Linked DNA regions of Mus musculus: region 2 is linked to region 1. The links are chromatin loops, found by intact Hi-C in ENCODE. Cell type or tissue: left cerebral cortex. All regions are shown on one strand. Links, peaks and the distances in the headings refer to the core of each region. The heading gives the core; the rest is flanking DNA. Region 1 has its middle 42 kb from the start of Runx1t1. Region 2 has its middle 13 kb from the start of Gm36488.

The links. A loop is a pair of places that touch in the nucleus more often than their neighbours do. Peaks named below come from ENCODE experiments on the same cell type or tissue, not always from the same donor. Only the 100,000 strongest peaks of a DNase experiment are listed, where the experiment ranks them.
Region 2: it touches region 1 in a loop (2.8-fold over the local background); 4 of 42 quality-filtered maps call a loop at or near these places.

Annotation. Positions count from the first base shown.
Region 1 is chr4:13,741,445-13,744,356 of GRCm38, reverse strand. It overlaps a transcript of Runx1t1 not described here. Among named protein-coding and RNA genes, the nearest start is that of Runx1t1, 42 kb to the left of the region's middle. In left cerebral cortex, for the core only: a CTCF peak has its summit at 1,079; DNase peaks (open chromatin) are centred at 679, 1,003, 1,336, 2,043 and 2 more places; H3K4me3 peaks cover 2,124 bases; H3K27ac peaks cover 1,804 bases.
Region 2 is chr4:13,598,648-13,601,563 of GRCm38, reverse strand. No RefSeq gene overlaps it. Among named protein-coding and RNA genes, the nearest start is that of Gm36488, 13 kb to the right of the region's middle. In left cerebral cortex, for the core only: no CTCF peak of the experiment used is centred there; DNase peaks (open chromatin) are centred at 1,023 and 1,628.

The DNA of each region.
Region 1 (2,912 bases), core at 1-2,500:
AAGCCGCCTGATCATCCTTGTGAGGTTTCCCATCAAAGCACCCCAAATGCCCGAGTAAGAGAAAGTTGTCAGGCGGTCGCACAGCGCCTGGGTGCAGGGAACCAGAATCTTACCCAAATTGTAGCCCAGAACCAAGTTAGGAATTTTTAATCTTGCTCCTAGGACTAAGGTGTCCATGAAAATAAGCCTTTCGCTTCCAGTTTTAAAAACCCATGATGCGGGTGTGGAGCCACCTGCCAAACACATCGTGGACCAATTGACCAGTTGTTTAGTAGAAGGAGACATGCTTATCTTTCTGTTCTCCTTTGATGGAAAAAAATTTAAAATAACTAAAAAGAGAGTGCGGGGAATCTAAAGCAAAAACGGAGGGAAATACTGTCTTATCTGGTCCTCGAAGTTCAGTGTCATCGCAGACTCCAGCAACCTCAATGATCTTGTTTGCCCTGCTACGCAGTCCTACTCTAGTTGAGCGTCAAGTTCAGCCCAGAGCCTCTCGGTCCAATTAATCCAAACGATGCTGACGGTCATCGGTCATCGGCATAGTAATTAACAGTACCAGCCCGAGGCCGGTCCCAGCCACCCGCTCTCCAGCCCGCCCGCCGACCCAGCTCGCCCGTTGGCACTTACACTGCACAGGGCTGGAGAGTCCCACCATCCGCCGCGGGCTCCCAGCTGCAAATAAAACTTCCTCCGGTCGGTGCCGGCCGGCGGGGCCAGAGGACCAGGGCGCGGCGCCGCTTCCCTCGCGGTGCCAGAATGTCCGCGGCCACTCGCCCACAAGCGCTCGTCCAGAGACCGCCCGCCTAGTCTTGCGGATCCCCGGCAGTCGCCTCGCACAGCGAGCCGCGGGGCGAGGAGCCCGGGGTGGCGGACGCCAGGCAGACGCAGGCTGCGACGCGGAGCCCGGCGCGCGCCGAGCTCAGCTCCCCCTCCTCCCGCCTCGCTCCCTCCCTCCGCTCCTCTCTGTTGTTGCTGCTGTGGCTGACAAATGTGATGTGGGGCGCAGGGGATTGCCACTGTCACAGGCGGCGTCTGCGTCCGCCTCGCCCGCCCTCGCTCGCTCTCGAGGAAGGCGACTGCATTTATCTGCAGGGCGTCCGGGCGTCCGCCGGGGAGCAGGAGCGCCGCGCGCAGCGCACAGCGCCCACAGCGCCCGCACCAGGTCGGCTGCCGCGCGCGCCCGCACCCGGGGGCGCCGCGGCCGCTCGGGAGGGAGGCGGCGGCGTGGCCGCGACCAGGTGCGGGGGGTGGGGGTAGGGAAGCTAGGCGGGTGGTGGAGGTGGAAGACATCTGTGTCATGCGGGAGGTCACGGGGGTCAAGTATATGTTAACAATGGGCAGACCCGGCTCGCAGGGGTGCGCTGGCGGGCCGGAGGCCTGTCTCCCTGGCCTCGCCCTCTCTGGTCCAGGCTGGACATGGGGCTGGCTCCCTAAGGATGCTCTCCCAGGCTCGGGACGTGTTGGTGGCCCCAGTGCCCTGCAGTAACCCAAGACGACCACTTTCCCTGGCCATCTGGAGAGCTCCTAGCTGCCCTGCCTGTGTCTCATCACTGGCTGCAGAGACAGCTCTGCTAGAAATCAAGCCACTCTCAGATCTCTCTAATCCCCTTCTGTTAGCTGATTTCCAGACCGACTATTTGCTTTCGCATTAGATAATAGCCTTAGAGAAAACAATTATCATTTCTTTTCCCCCCTTTGTTTTTCTACTTCTCCTGTAGTATACCATTAAGAGAGACCTCTTTCTCTCCCTCGTTTTTTATTGAATATGGTCCCCTCCCCCCCCCAGATATTAATATCAATACTTTAGAAGGAGGAACGAAGTCCCTAAGGAAAATGTAGGGTGAAAGAATTCCAGATATTTCCAGAATAAATAAATAACATCTCCGTGAAGAGTGCTGACAATTTGTACAGAGCAAAAATGGGCTTGAATGGTAATGAAAATATTAATATGTAGGTCAAATATGATCAGATAATGGCTTGCAATGATAAGTAAAATGAAATCTTTTAAAATGATCATGGAACGGTGCCACGGCTGCAAATGTTATTGTATTTAGTGGAACAGTTTGAAATCCTACACTGAACCATGTTTTCTCCAACTGGTCTAAATCAATGTAAAATGTCCTGTGAGCATGTTTTAAAATTTCATCTTTGTAAAGAGGGGGAAATGCATGCGAGTAAGAGTCAGCCTGATGTCATAAGAACTGATAAGACATCCGTGGCTTTATTTTTTAAAGTGGTGTTTCAAATATTTAACAGTGGATGAAAGCCCCCCCACCCCACCCTTTTAAGCCCAGCTGGGCTTCCAGTGCTGAAGTCTTTGCAGCCTGTACTCATTTTTAGCAATTCATTTTCAGAAAACACTCATTGTACATTCTGCCCTCTCCTTGGGACATTTGTCTAATGAATTATAACACTGTCTTAGTATTTAATATTATGATGTTCTTCACATAAATCTCCCCCATTTTATCAAGGTATATAGCCTATAGGAATTTCTACACTAGGGTTTTCTTTTTCTCTGCTACACTCACAAATCTTAACAGCACTAATAATCTTAAAATATAGAATTTTATGTTCATGTTAGTGTGGTTCATGTCAGAGCTTACTATGTATTCCTGAGGGAACCAAAAACCATATTGATAATCTGGTGCCCTGTTACCTGCATTCTTTTATGTCCAAGATAAAAATGAGTTGTTTGCATTCTAGAATTATACACTAATCCTTAGTTAAAATTAATAAAGTGGTGTGTTACTCAGAAATGATTTGTAAAATAATGTAACTTCTTAAGTTGTAATTTAAATTTAAAATGAAAATAAATTAGCAATAATTTTACACTATATATATGTGTGTGTGTGTGTGTGTGTGTGTGTGTGTGTGTGTATATATATATATATATAAAATGTATGAATGGGGTA
Region 2 (2,916 bases), core at 109-2,608, 140 kb after region 1:
CTTTATCTTCCTCTAGCTTCAGTTACCAGAGTTTTAGATAACTTTCTTCTTCTTCTTCTTCTTCTTCTTCTTATTATTATTATTATTATTATTATTATTATTATTATTATACAAGAAGGATACTATGTTAATGTTGACAGAAACAGTGCTTATATTTTTGCCTAATTCTAATTTGGGTTTACTGTGTTATCTATGGAAAGTGTTTCTGAGAATTGTGGAGGGAACAATATATTAAAAACAAATCAGGGCAGATGTTACAAGACTCCACACTCCTGGACATTATGTTTAATAGCACATTCTGTGCTAACATCTAGAGGTCTGGTTCTCTTAATTTGAGAAAATCCTACTTTTGTAGGTTTGCGTGTTAAAAAAAAATCTGAGTAGCTTCTTCTGAAGTTGAGAAAAATCTTCTATCCTTACAAATGCTCTCTCAAGCAATGGGGATGGTACCACAGGCTTTCCGACAGATGGTAGCCAATCCAAATTCAGTATGGTAAGCAGGCACCACTCAATAAAACTTTAATTGCTGCATATGGTATCTGCTAACTTGTTTAGAAAATGGATCTGCAGCATTAGCTCAAAGCATTTAAATGGCCTGATCGCACTGGACAGCATGTTGGGCTGCCACCTGGAAGACCCAAATTTCATAGCAGATGTAACACTAGAAGAATAAAGCTGGTGGTTGATAGTCCTGGAATGGAGATGACATAGTCAGCACCCAGCTGTTCTCCCCCACCGTGCTGACTCCTATAGCTTTGGTGTCACTTCTACCAAGCCCCGAGATTACTCATGTATTGTATTCTCCTCCCAAAAAGAGATGGAAAACAAAACAAAACAAAACAAACAAACAAAAAAAACCAACTCTAAACCATACCATAAGGTTGAGATGGGAAGGGGGTTCATGTCCCTACTACAGCCTAAGAAATGTGGACGATGCTTTTGCATGCAGTTGGGGGGAGGAGAGCATAAAGATCTGGAGAGAGAATGTCTGACATATGTGCAAATTTCTGCCAAAAGATGGGAGCCAAGACAGACGAGAAAGAAGGCTCCTTCTGAGCATGCTGGAGAGAGCTTTGCAATTTATCACTCACATTTGTTTTACCTCAGCAAACAATCACACTCTGCACAGACCAAGGAGGTCAACTTACTAGCCCCCTAGCTTGATGGACTGAAGAAGGATCATTTCTGAAAACAGGGACTCATTAACCCCCTCCCATCAACTTGGGTGGCAACATAAGGAGCTGAAAAGAAAATAGAAGCTCACTATCTTAGACTATTTAAAGACGGAGAGAGGCTATTAAAGGAAGCAACAAAACTAATTGTTTTATTGTAGTTTTTTTTTTTAAATGGAAAAATTGAGAAGGGATATTCACTTTTGAACATTAGTGCTCTGATCCACCTCAACCCCAATCTAAATTCAGAGAACCCACAGATGCACTTTCCAGACTCACTATTGATTTCTGACCTGTAAATTACTTTCCATCAAAAAGGTCTTGGTACAGACTAGGGCTTTGGAGTAGCCTGGGCACTTCTCAGCTGCAATCTGCATAATGTTTAGTATTCAGTGAGTTAAAGCAGGCAATGAAAGGGAACTGTCAACGCAATCTAGAAGATATAAAGAAATGAAGAGGGGGGGAGCCGTATGCTAATAATCCACTCAGTAATTAAGTGAAGATCGCTGCCAAGCGCCACCGCCACTTTCAAAGGGTAATTTGTACAGGAAATCATAGAGTCATTGTCAAATCATTTCAGGATAAAAGGAAAGTCATCAAGTGAGATAAGATAAATGCTGGGTGTCTGGCAGCGGGTGCCCTGCGAAATGCCTTTGCTTTTTAAATTTTTTCCTTAAAAAAAAAAAAAGCCCTGCAAAAGTGAGGCTGGGAAAACTTGACAGGTTGAACTGTGCATTGACTATTAATAATAGGGGTGCTCTGTGTAGGGATGCATTTTTAAATAGGTTACTTGAACAAAAAAGTGGCAAAATAAATCAGTTAAGGGGGCTTAACTCATAACTAATACACTATGGATGATTTTTTTTTGTCACTCTCTGCCACCTTTTGGGTCACAGAATTCTCAGCTGCATTCCTCTTGCTTCTCTCCGTTAGCTAAGTTGTACTATTTTAAATATTTTGTACTATCTTGTTGTTTGGGGAGGACAATGCTCTAGAAATGTAACCTTTCAAAAAGAAGTTGGAATGATAAGAATCTCTCTCTGTTACTTTCCTTTCTTACAATCTTAAATTCGACACTCGAATGCAGATTTTGCTTCATGCCTCAGAAAGATTGTAAAATTAACATGCAAAGTTTGCAAAGTACATGTCTTTTTTTTCCCCCTGTAAAGGGGGCTACTGTAGCACTTGAAAATTGCTATTCTTATGAGAAAATCTCAACAAGATGATGTGCAGTCTGTATTTGCCATTCAAATGTATGTCCTTTCGCTCACTGACTTCCTCTGACTTAACCTGTGTCAGATAAACGTCTCCCAAAGCATAAATTGATGTGTGTGCTTGTGGGTAACTATTTTTCTATAGCCAAATGGGTGAAACGTTTCACCCAAATATTTCCTTAACACTGATGTCTTCTGTCACACTGAAAGGAAAGTTTGTTTGCTCCTGGGAGCAAATTGTCAGAAAATTTGAGAATCTCTGTTAAGGCCCTTGCCCTGTAGTGACTGTGCTCCAACCAGAAAAGCCCGCATAGTGCTGAAAGCAAGACACAAGAATTGTCCCTGGGCATCTGAATATAGTAGAAATGTCTACTGAGAATATCTCCTTTCTTTGTTTGTTTGCTTTTGATTGCTGGACAAAGGTATTTTGGAGATAGAGATTATGCATTTTATAATCCAAAGTTAGTGGGACCTCTAGTGTAAGTGATATATTTAAAAGCTCAGCCTTTGTGGAGTTACTGTGTTAAGAC